Regions from separate parts of the Homo sapiens genome. Here region 2 is linked to region 1. The links are chromatin loops, found by intact Hi-C in ENCODE. Cell type or tissue: endothelial cell of umbilical vein. All regions are shown on one strand. Each heading gives the region's core, and the rest is flanking DNA. Links, peaks and the distances in the headings are about the cores only.

The links. Hi-C counts contacts between places; a loop is a spot of excess contacts. Peaks named below come from ENCODE experiments on the same cell type or tissue, not always from the same donor. Only the 100,000 strongest peaks of a DNase experiment are listed, where the experiment ranks them.
Region 2: it touches region 1 in a loop (7-fold over the local background); 10 of 110 quality-filtered maps call a loop at or near these places.

The regions. Positions count from the first base shown.
Region 1 is chr10:34,633,948-34,639,983 of GRCh38, reverse strand. The region is part of intron 2 of PARD3 (par-3 family cell polarity regulator); the gene reads left to right. Among named protein-coding and RNA genes, the nearest start is that of PARD3, 180 kb to the left of the region's middle. RefSeq lists a silencer at 2,169-2,463. In endothelial cell of umbilical vein, for the core only: CTCF peaks have their summits at 1,329 (motif pointing right) and 2,307 (motif pointing right); DNase peaks (open chromatin) are centred at 1,383 and 2,313.
Region 2 is chr10:33,113,781-33,119,816 of GRCh38, reverse strand. IATPR (ITGB1 adjacent tumor promoting lncRNA) reads left to right here and starts at 3,010. Exons shown (of 3, transcript NR_160030.1): 1 at 3,010-3,346. In endothelial cell of umbilical vein, for the core only: a CTCF peak has its summit at 3,417 (motif pointing left); a DNase peak (open chromatin) is centred at 3,416.

The sequences.
Region 1 (6,036 bases), core at 308-5,307:
TGTATGTAACATGGTGTTTAATGAATATAACCCATGTGCTAGGTGCTTCACATAAATGGATTCTCATAACACTCTGCGAGGTATCTGCTCTTTTACTGTGTGTGTGTGGTGTGTGTGTGTGTGTGTGTCTTACTCTGTTACCGAGGCTGGAGTGCAGTGTTGCAATTATAGCTCACTGCAGCCTTGATCTCCTGGCCTCAAGCAGTTCTCCCACCTCAGCCTCCCAAGTAGCTGGGACTACAGGTACAAGCATGTACCACCAGCTAATTTTTTATTCTTTAAATGTTTTGTAGAAATGGGGTATTGCTCTGTTGCCCGGGCTGGTCTTGAGCTCCTGGCCTCTAGCAGTCCTCCTGCTTTGGCCTCGCAAAGTGGTGGCATTAGAGGTGTGAGGTACAGTGCCCAGTCTGTTTTCCGTGTTTTGTAATTTAATAAGATGTGAGCCTCAAGACCATTAGTGAGTGGTAAAGCTGAGATTTGATTCTCATCCTCCACCACACTAACGGGGATGTGCCCTAGGGCATGAAATGCTTCATTCCTGTTTGTTTAAAAACGTGTTTTTTTTCCTTGTGTTTTCCTATGTATTTTATTTTTTTTTTACTTTTATTTTTATTTTTTTGAGACAGAGTCTTGCTCTTTTGCTCACAGCAACCTTTGCCTCCTGTGTTCAAGGGATTCTCCTACCTCAGCCTCCCGAGTAGCTGGGATTACAGTCACGTGCCACCATGCCTGGCTAATTTTTGTATTTTTAGTAGAGATGGGGTTTCACCATGTTGGTCAGGCTGGTCTTGAACTCCTGACCTCAGGTGATCCATCTGCCTAGGCCTCCCAAAGTGCTGGGATTACAGGTGTGAGCCACTGCACCCAGGTGTAATTTGGTATCATCTTTATACATCTTCATGCCTACTCATATCTTCTTTCATAGATTAGAATGAATTTGAGAACAGAGGAAATTTTAGACATTATGCTAATGGCATGAGGATCCTAGGCCTAGTTAGAAGTCATCTTTGAAATAACTTCATAGAGCCGTATTTCATATTTCTCTTCTAAGAATTGTGAAAGAACTTAATTTTATTTCCCCAGAGAGAGAACTATAAATCATACGTATATAGTAACAAAGACAAAGAATGTTTGTGGAGGATTGAACTCAATTTAGAACTGATTTACACATCAGAGCAAGCCTGCTGAAAGCATAAGATTTTTACGTGGTTTTGCCAGACAGGTTGAAGGGACTATATTAAGGATAAATAGTTGAGCTGTTTTGTGGTATTTTTATTTCAAAATACCCAGAAATGGAAAGCAGTACTTTTCTTGTTTGGGTGTGATTCATGGACTGTCCAGCAGAGGGCACTGCCAGTTTGTGAGTGAGCATCCTTGCTGGCAGCTGAGTGAGCCTGCGCCTGCACTTCCCAGAGGAAATGGGTCTGAGTGTGATGTGGAAATAGTTACATTTTATTTTAGAATGTTGTCATGAAAGTTATCATAGGTGTCATAATAGCATTTGTAAGGTGTCACAGAAGATATTGCTGTTTCCTGCTACCTAGATGTACTGAACATTTTGCAGTTAGCTACTTAGCATGGTTTAGCTAATTGGGGACTGTTACTGACACATGGCTGGATCCCTACTTTGCCTCTCCTCCTTGAATTTGAGTTATATAAAGGAAATCTCAGTACTTAGGAATTTAGGGGAAAATGTTTAATTTTTGATGTGTAACCAAGAAGAAAGCATGGCAGTTTCTTATTGGTGGCTTCATGACTTACTGTGAATTTTTAATTTTTCTGAAATCTCAGGTATTTCTTTCCTTGCTGTGAATCCTGGGAAATGATTGCATTTGAAGTGGAGAATCACACAGCCTCCTTTAGTCCACTCTCCACAATGTCCAAATTATCTTTTGGTTATTCTTTTGTCTACCAGACTATCACAGCCATTATATTCTGTGGACTGAATTGTCAGTTTTCTCCACTGTAAGAATGGCGGGTGCACAGTCCGTGTGTCTTGTTTATGTGTACACTTGCAGATACAGAGTTGTTTTTGCCTCAGCTTTTCCTATGTAAAAGTTTTAAGTACTGTGTAAACATGCTTGTATACCTGGCTTTTGAATATATTTCACGCCTGCAAACTTAATTATTTGATGTGCATGGAAGTTGTAGAAGAGATCACTTGGTTTTTCTCTTAGGTTCACTTCTGTTTTTGTTTCTCTTGCTCCTTCAACTCACTGATGACAGGTGCTTTCCAAACTGCCGGCCTGATGCAGAGGTGCTGATTCCCCATTTGCTCTGCCCTTCTTTAGGGCTGCTGTACCGGCAGTGCCCACTGGGGGGCAGCGTGATTGCACACCAGCCTGCAAGGGTCTCCTTGGCTTTCTTTTCAGTTGGCAGGTGTGGGGGGCATTTTTGAGAACAAAGCACATTATTACTGAACGCTGAAACCCCCAGTGACAAAGCATTGTAGTGAATTCAAATGCACGATCCGGGAAATTCTCGGAGCCTCTGCGACTGGTCTCTCCAGCAGGGCCTGATACACAGGATCACTTGTAATTAAAACTAACACTTGTGGATGGGGGTGAGCTCTCACGTTAATGGACGTTTCTCATTGTACAACATTCAAAATATGTGGCAGGCCTTTGATAAGGAGTCTTTTTTCTTTCATCCCTTGAATAGTTATGAGGTGTGGAAATAAGAGGAGTTAGTTGGGAAAAAGCTTGCATGCTGGCTTTGTCGTTGTTTTTGAAAAGAATGGAAAATACTTGCAAATAAAGGCACATGGATTATTTTATCCATCTTGCACAAAACTGGGCTCATAGCACCTGATGGAGTCCTGGCTAACAGGTTTATTTTACTTATTGATTTCTGGAAATAAAGCAGGCACTAAACCGGACCACTTAACTATTTAAATCCTTGCAATAGGGTATAATTGTACTTTCAGATTTGTTTTTATATCAGTTGTGCAACATGTCTCAGGCAGTCATCTTGATTTTAAGTTCCTTTCTTTTAAGTTCATGCCTTATTCTCAACTTTCTTGCTCCGTAACAGAGCTGTGAATGGATAAGACTCGGTAGGCATTTGCCTAAAAGGTTTTGATGCTAGGAGGAACTGCACAATTCCTTTGCCCTTCTTGGTTTTCCTGTTTCGTGCTTATTTTTTATAAGCCGTGCATTGCTGTCGTGTGCAGCTGTGCACCCTCCTGCTGCCCGTCACGGCATCGGGTCTTTCCTGTGGGCCTCCTCGCCCTGCCCCACCTTTTCTCCAGGCATGAATCCTCCCCTAGAGCGCATGCAGTCAAATTAACGTGGAGACAGAGCCCATTATGAAGGAAATCAATTTATTCTAATTGGGTGACAACATTAGGCTTGACGGGAACTAGCACACCATCGTAAGCATCATGGTTACTTTGACTCTTCGTGAGGTGACTTAGGTGCAGTGTGATTTTCGTTTTCCATGCCTCCACCCCGCAGAAGCACCTGTGCGGTAACTGTCTGGGTTCATGTGTCCTGTGCTTCCAAAGCCTCTCGCCAGCGGCCTTTGTGGTGGGGTGGAGGGACTGGACAGGGGGCACCCAGTGAATTAACGCCAGAGAGTGTCTGGCCTCAGAAGGGCCAGCGAGCAAAGGGGTGTTAGCCCCGAGCCCGGATGGAGGAGGCAGCAGTGTGGGTTTGGATGACAGAGGGAAAGTAGAGATTTGGGAAGAAGAGGGTGGAAACAGGGTGGGTCTCCGTGGATTGCAGGGGAGGGTTTGTCTGCAGGTGTACAGGGAGTGCTGGCCCTGGTTTGGTTTAAACTGATGAGGGCCCTGGGCACATGCAAATGCGTAAATCTATCCTTCAGGCAAGGGATGAAAAACCGTTGAAGAGTTTTGGCTTCTTCTTCTTCCTTCTTCCTTCCGTCTTCCTTCCTTCTTCCTTCTTCCTTCCTTCCTTCTTCCTTCCTTTCTTCTTTCTTTCTTTCTTCTTCTTCTTTTTTTTTTAATAGAAGAAAAGTTACTTAAGAAAAGTTATCCTTGCGTAAAAAAAAATTCTGTGGAGGGAATATGGGGTGGGAGGTGTCCAGGCTCTGTTCTCATTGACCTGGGATTAAAGACCCAGTCTGCCCACACACTGTCAGCTTTACAACCTTAAGTAGTTCCAGAACCTTCCCAGACTTTGTCTATTAATCTGGGTAATATCAACTCACACAGCAAATGTGAGGAGAAAGTTCTACTGTATTTATAGAAGTCCAGCTCAGTTCTGGGACATACCGGTAGGTGCTCACTTGTTCTTTTCTCTTCCTACATCATCCTTTAAGATTGAATGAATAGCAAAGAAGAAAAACTAAAACAAGTATCTCATCGAGTGTTTTCTACATACCAGTTGACCAACCTCAAGGAATGGACCATTTAGCAGACTTGGTTGGTGTGTTCAGAGTCATAGGCATATAAATTTGAGTCGTACTGGGTGCTGTTCTGAGTGCTTTACTATCTCCCTTAGTTCTGTAGCAACCCTGTCACATTGAGACCCCTTACCACTACCGTCATTGTCGTACCCCTGTGGTCCCTCAGGATAGGCAGGAAAGTTAAGAAACTTTCCCATGTGGGGAAAAGGAGCTGAGCCCCAAATGCACACTCTCTGGCTCTAGGGCCCAAGCCCTCAGCCTTATGCCTGGCATCTCTCGCTCAGACAGGTAACCACAAGCTGACTTATTGCCCAATACTTTCTGGCTACCCCTATTTGAAATCCTATGCCTTTAGCATTTATCTGCAAATAGAATCAGAAGACCGGCAACATGGTGGGCTGAGAGCACCCATGGGGAGAAGCCTTGAATTCATCCATGGAGCTTGAACACGTCGCTGCATTTCTCCAGTTCTCCTCCTCCTTTGAAAATGTCTTAAATATGTATTTTTCTATAACCTCATGTTAGAAGTGAATCTCCGGTTTTGAGCAGTGTTTTCAGTGGAGCCATCGTGATGCCATCTGGGTGTGCTCTGAAACACAGTGACTATTTGGGGACCCAGTGTAGGCCGCCATTCTTCAGGTGGACGCTAGACATGAAGCACCACTGTGCCCTGGACTCCTGCTTCGCCTGTGGTGATGCCATCATGGCTGTCCCCTCACCTCATTCATGTTCAGATTCCCCCTGTTTGCTTTTTGATGCCTTTTGTTCCCAGCACTCCAGCTTCAATCTTAACTAGAAATCACCCAACAAACTGAAAAAGCTCCCAGTTCTGGAAATGGTACTTTGCAGCTTTCATTCTGCCCGTAATACATTTGAAAGCACCAAGTTTAGGGTCTCAGCAAAAAGCCAAAGCTGTCTCCATGTTTCATTTGAAGGTACTTTTGTTTTCAGTTGTTTCTTTGTGCATGTAAGAGCATTTTTTGCCCTGTTTTTGTTTCTTTCCTTCTTATTGAATGGAACAATTCTTTAAAACCTTGTACCTATCCTGCTTTCAGTTTCTTCTGTTTATTTAAAGCCTGAGTATTTCTTGTTTAGTTATAACAGCAGTAGTACATGCTAATGGGAAAGAAAATGGAGAAGTGTGTAAACTGGAAAATAAATAAAAATGTCCTGAATACCACATTCCTTCCCTCCCCTGGAGGGAAAACATTATCTTTTTTTTCCCGCATCCTTCCAGAAATTTTCTGCACATATATGAGCATTTTAAGCACACCCACACGCACAAATGGTTTCCCGCTATACGTACTGTTCTGCCAGTATATCTTGGATAAGTTTCCGCATCAGCAAATGTAGATTGACTTCATCTGTTAACAGCTCCTTAGTAATTAGGGGATAATTTCTCACAACTCCCCTATTTTTTCTGGGTTTCCAAACAAGCCGCCTTGGATCTATTCCCAGGGTTCTCCCCAAATAGTGCTCTTCCAGTTCTGCTTCCTTTAGGAAGGAGTTTCATCTTCTAGTGTCATCTATTCCTGCCATTGTGTAGCTTCCTGGGTCTGTTACTGATTACCTTTTGAATAAGAAAGGGACAGGTCAGAGGACTCAGGCTGGAACTAGACAGGTCAATGTAGTTGAGTATGGAATAGGGGTTAAAATGGACGCTAATGG
Region 2 (6,036 bases), core at 722-5,721, 1.5 Mb after region 1:
TAGTCATGAAATGAGAGTCTTAGATCAAAATAACAATTATTTTGACATCTAGGGCACTTTATAGTATGCAAAACATTTTCACCTGCCTTATTTCTGAATCCCCACAACTACCCAATGGCATCAATAAGACAAACGTTTATTCCTATTTATTAAAGTTAAGCTCCTTTCTCAGGATCATACTTATTAATGGCTGAGCTGAAACTAGAAAACAAACCTCCTTGAATTGCAAGTATATGGACAAGGACAAAAAGAAAATTGAAAAGAATAAAATCAGCTGATGTGTCTGAATAGCAGATTATTTTCTCTCCAATGTTCCTTGATTGTAATTTTGCCTTTTCAGTAAACAAAATCAGAACTTTTTTTTTAAAGCTGAGTCTTTATAAAGTGTTTGGGCAGGGTTGGAATATTTTGAAGTATGTAATTTTAAAATAAATAACTCAGATTGTAGGCACAACAGAAAACTACACAGTGAATGTTCTTCTCGCTACTTTCATTGACTTTGATTTTTCTGGTTCTAGAAAAATGGTAGAAAATTGGTTGTAGTCAGAATTAGAAATAAAAATATATTTAGTACCATTGTGTTTGAGGTAAAATATTTGCATGCATGTATACTTAAATGCCAAATACAAGTGCGTCACATTGCATGAATAATGGAAGTGTTAGACCCTAAAGATGCCCCAAGATTTTTTGAATACCACAGAATATCTCCATGGACCAGCCACTAGAATGAAAGTTCCATCTTTGTCCAGTTCTATGGTAGCAACAGAACATAGCAAGTTAAGGCATAATGGCCTCTGCTCTCTATAATAGGTATGGGCTCACGTTTATTTTCTATGTCAGGCCTTCTAGTGGGTATAATAAAGGTAGACACAATCTTTATTTCTATATGCTGACTAGACGCAAGGGAGAAGTAGTGACCCAGAAAAGACGAGTGGTGGGGGTGGAGTAGATGGTGAATAAGGTTTACAGTGATTCCTACTTAGTAAAGTTCAGTCACATTCTCAGGAGTGCATCTGTCTACAGCTGAGCTGAAACTAGAAGGCGAACAGTGAATAGAACAAGGATCAGAGGCTGTGCCACTGACACAGCAAACACTCCCATTTGTCCCTACAGTGTTCCACAAAAAACAAACCTGAAAAACTGTATCCAAGTCTCTGGTGGGGGCCAGGGGTCCAAAAATCTGCATATTTAACCAGTATCCCAGGCAATTGGGGGCACACTAAAATATCTGTGTTCCTGCATGTCACCTGCTCAACAACTCAGAAGGTTACAAAAAGTAATCCAAGACTCAGGGAGGTTCTGTCAAACAGTGCCTGGGAGAACCAAACTTGAGCCCTTCTGATGCCAGAAATAGACTGTGTTCTTCACTGCACATTGCCACAACCTGGTGGCAAGTCTTTACAATTCTCTGAGCCTTGGCCTCCTCTTGTGTAAAGTGAGAGGTTAGGATTTCTTTTGTGTTTGGCATTTGATGATGACCCGAGGTGAAAGAGTTGTCTGCATCCAAGACAGCTGGATACCAAGGTGCCATTTTGGATCAGAGAAACTTGCACAAACTCTGGGCCAAATGGTTTTACAGTGGTCTCTGACTCTCTCAGACTAATTTAAGATGTATCCCAGAACGATTAGCCTATGGCCCATTTATATCAAGATCCAGCTGAGTTCTAATTGGCACGAGCAACCGCTGGCATGGTACACACAAGTGCTTGCAAAGGTGATTGCCAACAGCCACCCAGCTGCAGCGGAGAGGATGTGGGCACAAACCCTTCAGATTAGGGTGTGTCACTTGAGACCAGGCCAGAGCCATCAAAGCACCCTGTTTTCCTCCACCCTTTCCGACTGCCCCAAGACTGGCACAGGGTTTAGTAATAGCGAAAGTAACACTTGCCCATGTAGGGACCAACAGTCTTTTCTAGGTTGAGTTTTCTAACTTGAGTGAGGTGCCAGACAGAAAGATGCCACCAGAGAGATTTGGCTCCCCAATGTGCCATGCAGTAAAGCCTGGCCCTTATGGCCTGCCGGACAGCATTACAACAAGTGACAAGCGCACATTTACTGTCATGGCCTGACTGAAAATCCTTGTCGTCTTAATTTGTCATTCCGAAATATATGAAAACACCTACTTAGGCCACAAAGCCTTCTTTTTTGCCTAATGGTGTTCTAGAAATAAACTGGCAGTGAAGGATACTGCATTGTTACGGGGATGTTGTCAGTTGGTTTCGTTTATCCATTTATCAATGCCATTTTGCAAGAAATAGTCTCTGCTTTAGAGATGACACTTCATACATAACAGGGAGGGCGTGAGTTTTCCTTAACTGCCAGAACATTACATAATATAACATGTCACCAGGCCTCAAATGCAGCAGCAAAGACTCTGTATATAGGCGACTCCAGAGCCAACATGTGCTTAGCCAAAAAAAATGATTCAATGCCTTCAGAATGTGGGATGCAAAATGAGATTCTGTAGGAGTCAGGGGTCAATGGTGGGAGAGTGCAAGAAACAGATCTGACAGCTCCCAAGTTCGGGGCAATCTGTTCTCAGTTAACTAATAGTTGAGAGGGATCGCTGAAGGATACAACATTGATACCCCAAAGCGCTCCAATCAGTTTCACTATTTGGCCTGATTTTATGTGTCTGTTTTCCATTCCTCCCTAACTCCTTCTTGGGCTGCAGAATGGGCCTCATTTGCAGGTTTGGTTACCAGTTATCAACTTCCACTGTGATAAAGGACAATTAGGATACAACATTGATACCCCAAAGCACTCCAATCAGTTTCACTATTTGGCCTGATTTTATGTGTCTGTTTCCTATCCCTCCCTAACTCCTTCTTGGGCTGCAGAATGGGCCTCACTTGCAGGTTTGGTTATCAGTTATCAACTTCCACTGGGATAAACGACAATTAGGAGGTGGTGGGGACAGGAGTCCTGCCTGTGAAGTCCCAGTTAATCACCAAGCCATACAACCTCCCCTAAAGAGTCAAGAGCGGATGCAGGCTGTTGATGTTTTTCATTCAAAGCTCGCAATGCACCGTTCTGAAAACTCTCCAGCGTAGAATTCAGGAACCCTGAGTTTTCTATCTCTGTCTAGTTCTGGACTGAATGGGCTCAAGTCATCTAGTTAACCTCTCTGGATTTCAGTCTTCTGAAAAGTGAAGCTAAGAGATCTAGCATTCTGCAGAAAAGTACTGGAGATGACTCAGGACTGAAAATGATCATGAAGCCCCTTTGCAAATATCAAAGTGGTGATGAAGCAGTCATGAACTTTGACCAGAAGCCGTGTTTTGTGGGATTGCCACTTTAATCGCTCCTGTTCATCATTAGGACTGCAGCCAGAGTGTGGAAGGAGGTGAGTGCTTTGGTGGTCTTGCTAGGTTGCGGAGCGTGGGCTTTTGTGGATATGCAACAGTGCCCTCTATTGGCATCCGGCATATTTTAAGCCACTGGAGCTGATAAGTCCATTTTCCTCTGCCCTGTGTCTTTGTACTTCTTAGTGGAGGCCCAGAGAGCTTGTGTGTAAGGGGCTGTGACCAGACTGCTCAGCAAGGGCTTTTGCTTCGCAGAGTGCTGCGCGTACATTAGAAAGCTGCTGAGTGGAAATCTTATTCCCTGGGATTTTAAACAGCCACATTTCCTGGCGTTTGACATCAATGGGACATTTAGCAAATGGAGTGCCAGATGGAGCTCCTGGCTCTATTTTCTGTAAGACACTTGAGAGTCAGAACCCTCCCAATGTTTGCGCTTGATAGGCTTGCCCACCGTAGGGCTGGCCACGGCTCAGTGGATGCGGGGCATTCTGCGGGCTTGCAACGCGGGGAGAGCGGGGACACACAGGATAGCACGTGGCAGCTCGGCCTGCATTGCTACACACAAAAGCATTTCAAGTTCCAGCATCCTTGGTAATTCACTTTAACACTCAGTCACTCACTTCTCTTATGTTATCTGACTTCCTTACAAGCCACATGCAAGAAAACAAATAGTAATTGACTCACACTTTCACAAGCACTGTCTCTCCTGAACTTCTCAAGGCAGTAAGCAAGGCAAACCTCGGTGCCACTGTTTTGGAGATCAAGAAATGGAAGCTTAGATTGTTGAGGGACTTGCCCACAGTTCCATGGTATCACCTTATAACTTATAGAAAAAGCAATGAAATCTCAGATTTTTTCTAATATCTAAGCAGTGCTGTCTTCCCCACCCCCCACCCCCTTTTGTTTTTTGAGACGGAGTCTCACTCTGTCTCCCAGGATGGAGTATAATGGCATGGTCTCGGCTTGCTGCAACCTCCACCTCCCAGGTTCAAGGGGTTCTCCCACCTCAGCCTCCCTAGTAGCTGGGACTACAGACACAGGCCACCACACCCAGCTAATTTTTGTATTTTTAGTAGAGACATGGTTTCACTATGTTGGCCAGGCTGGTCTCAAACTCCTGACCTCGTGATCCACCCGCCTCAGCTTCCCAAAGTGCTGGGGTTACAGGCGTGAGCCACCACTCCCGGCCTCTCTTCCCCCTTTCTATGTGAACACATGTACTTTTATTAAATCATTTTGATTATTTTCTATTAATAATTCACATTTATATGAATCACAGAATTCAAGATTACTATATAGTCCCTAGAAATTGCTTTATTACTCACTATATTTATGAAGGCTCCTAGTAAATCTCCATGATGATATTTGGAGAGTCTCTGATATATTCAAAGTTGTCCTGTTTTTATACTGAAGGCAGCCGACACTGATCCAGTCAATGAAATCGTGATTCTCTAAGAATGAATATTTGGATTTTTTTTTTCTTTTCATAAGGTTGCGTGTCTTTGGTGTTCAGGCAGGTAGATGCCACATTGCTTTATTAAATTGGTGTAATGGAGCATGGATTTTTTTATATTGTCATATGCAGTGATAATCTAAAATTCTAGAGCTATGATTCATCTCTGAGGATGTTTTACTCATATTGCACAATAACCAAAAAGTATTTAGACCTCAAACAGCGGGTTAACTGGGCATGGCCCTGTCCTTGTACAGTTTGCATGCTGTTATTTTTACAGATGTTCTCCTCAGTTCCCACCTTAATTCAGGTCAGGGGAGTTAATGGGAAATGAAACTGCATCTCCTCTACTTCCCTCCTTCCTGCACGGTTGACTTGAATTATAAACCAACAGCTATGCTCTGCCGGTTGATAACTGAGTTGTTTACCACCTCAACCAGAAGATGCAACGATTAGCTGTTTTTTTCTGGCTTTAGAAAAAGGTTACCTCGTAAATAGATGAGGAGACAATCTGCATATCTGCCCCATCTTACCTTTGACTTAGATACCTACTTCCCTACTGAAACAATAAACCAGTCTCTGGCTGTTGCTGCAGAAGAATCTGCTACAGAAATATCTGTCACACTTTAAAATTGTTTCCCACACACCAAACAAGCTCAACCGCTCTTCTCTTGTTCCAAAACAAAAGCCTTATCCTGTAGGACTCTTTCAACAAAAACCAATGAAGAACACCTTTACTTTTTCAAGTAAAACTAAAAATAATGATCACAAAACAAAAACTTGCTCTTTATATTTATTCAACTTCCTCTAGCCGCCCCCTACATTAAACCAAGTGTTTGAGAAGAGTTTCAAGAAATCTTAACTTCAGAAGGAGTTTTAGGAAGTTCCTATTGCAATCTCTGATTAACGTGGAAATCCATTCTCTTGATAAATACTTCCACTAACAAAGAGGCCTCTCTTTAAAAGATTGTCCATTCCTTTTCTGGAGAGTTCTAAAAGAGGATAATCAAAAGGAAAGACCCTTCTTTCACTGGAATTTATGTCTTAGTAAGTGTTCATTTCAGATATATTCACAAGTAAAAAGAGAGTAAACTCTAAGACTCAAAAATGGGCCATTTCTATGAAATAAGGACACAACAGATCGAAGCTGAAAGATTTGATCAACCTTATCAATTGTTGAAAGACAAGTCTTATAGAAGGAAGCTCGGCCAACTCCAAAACTGACTCCTTTCCAATGCTTAGTGATCATCTGGACACACTTGTGGAATGTGACATTTT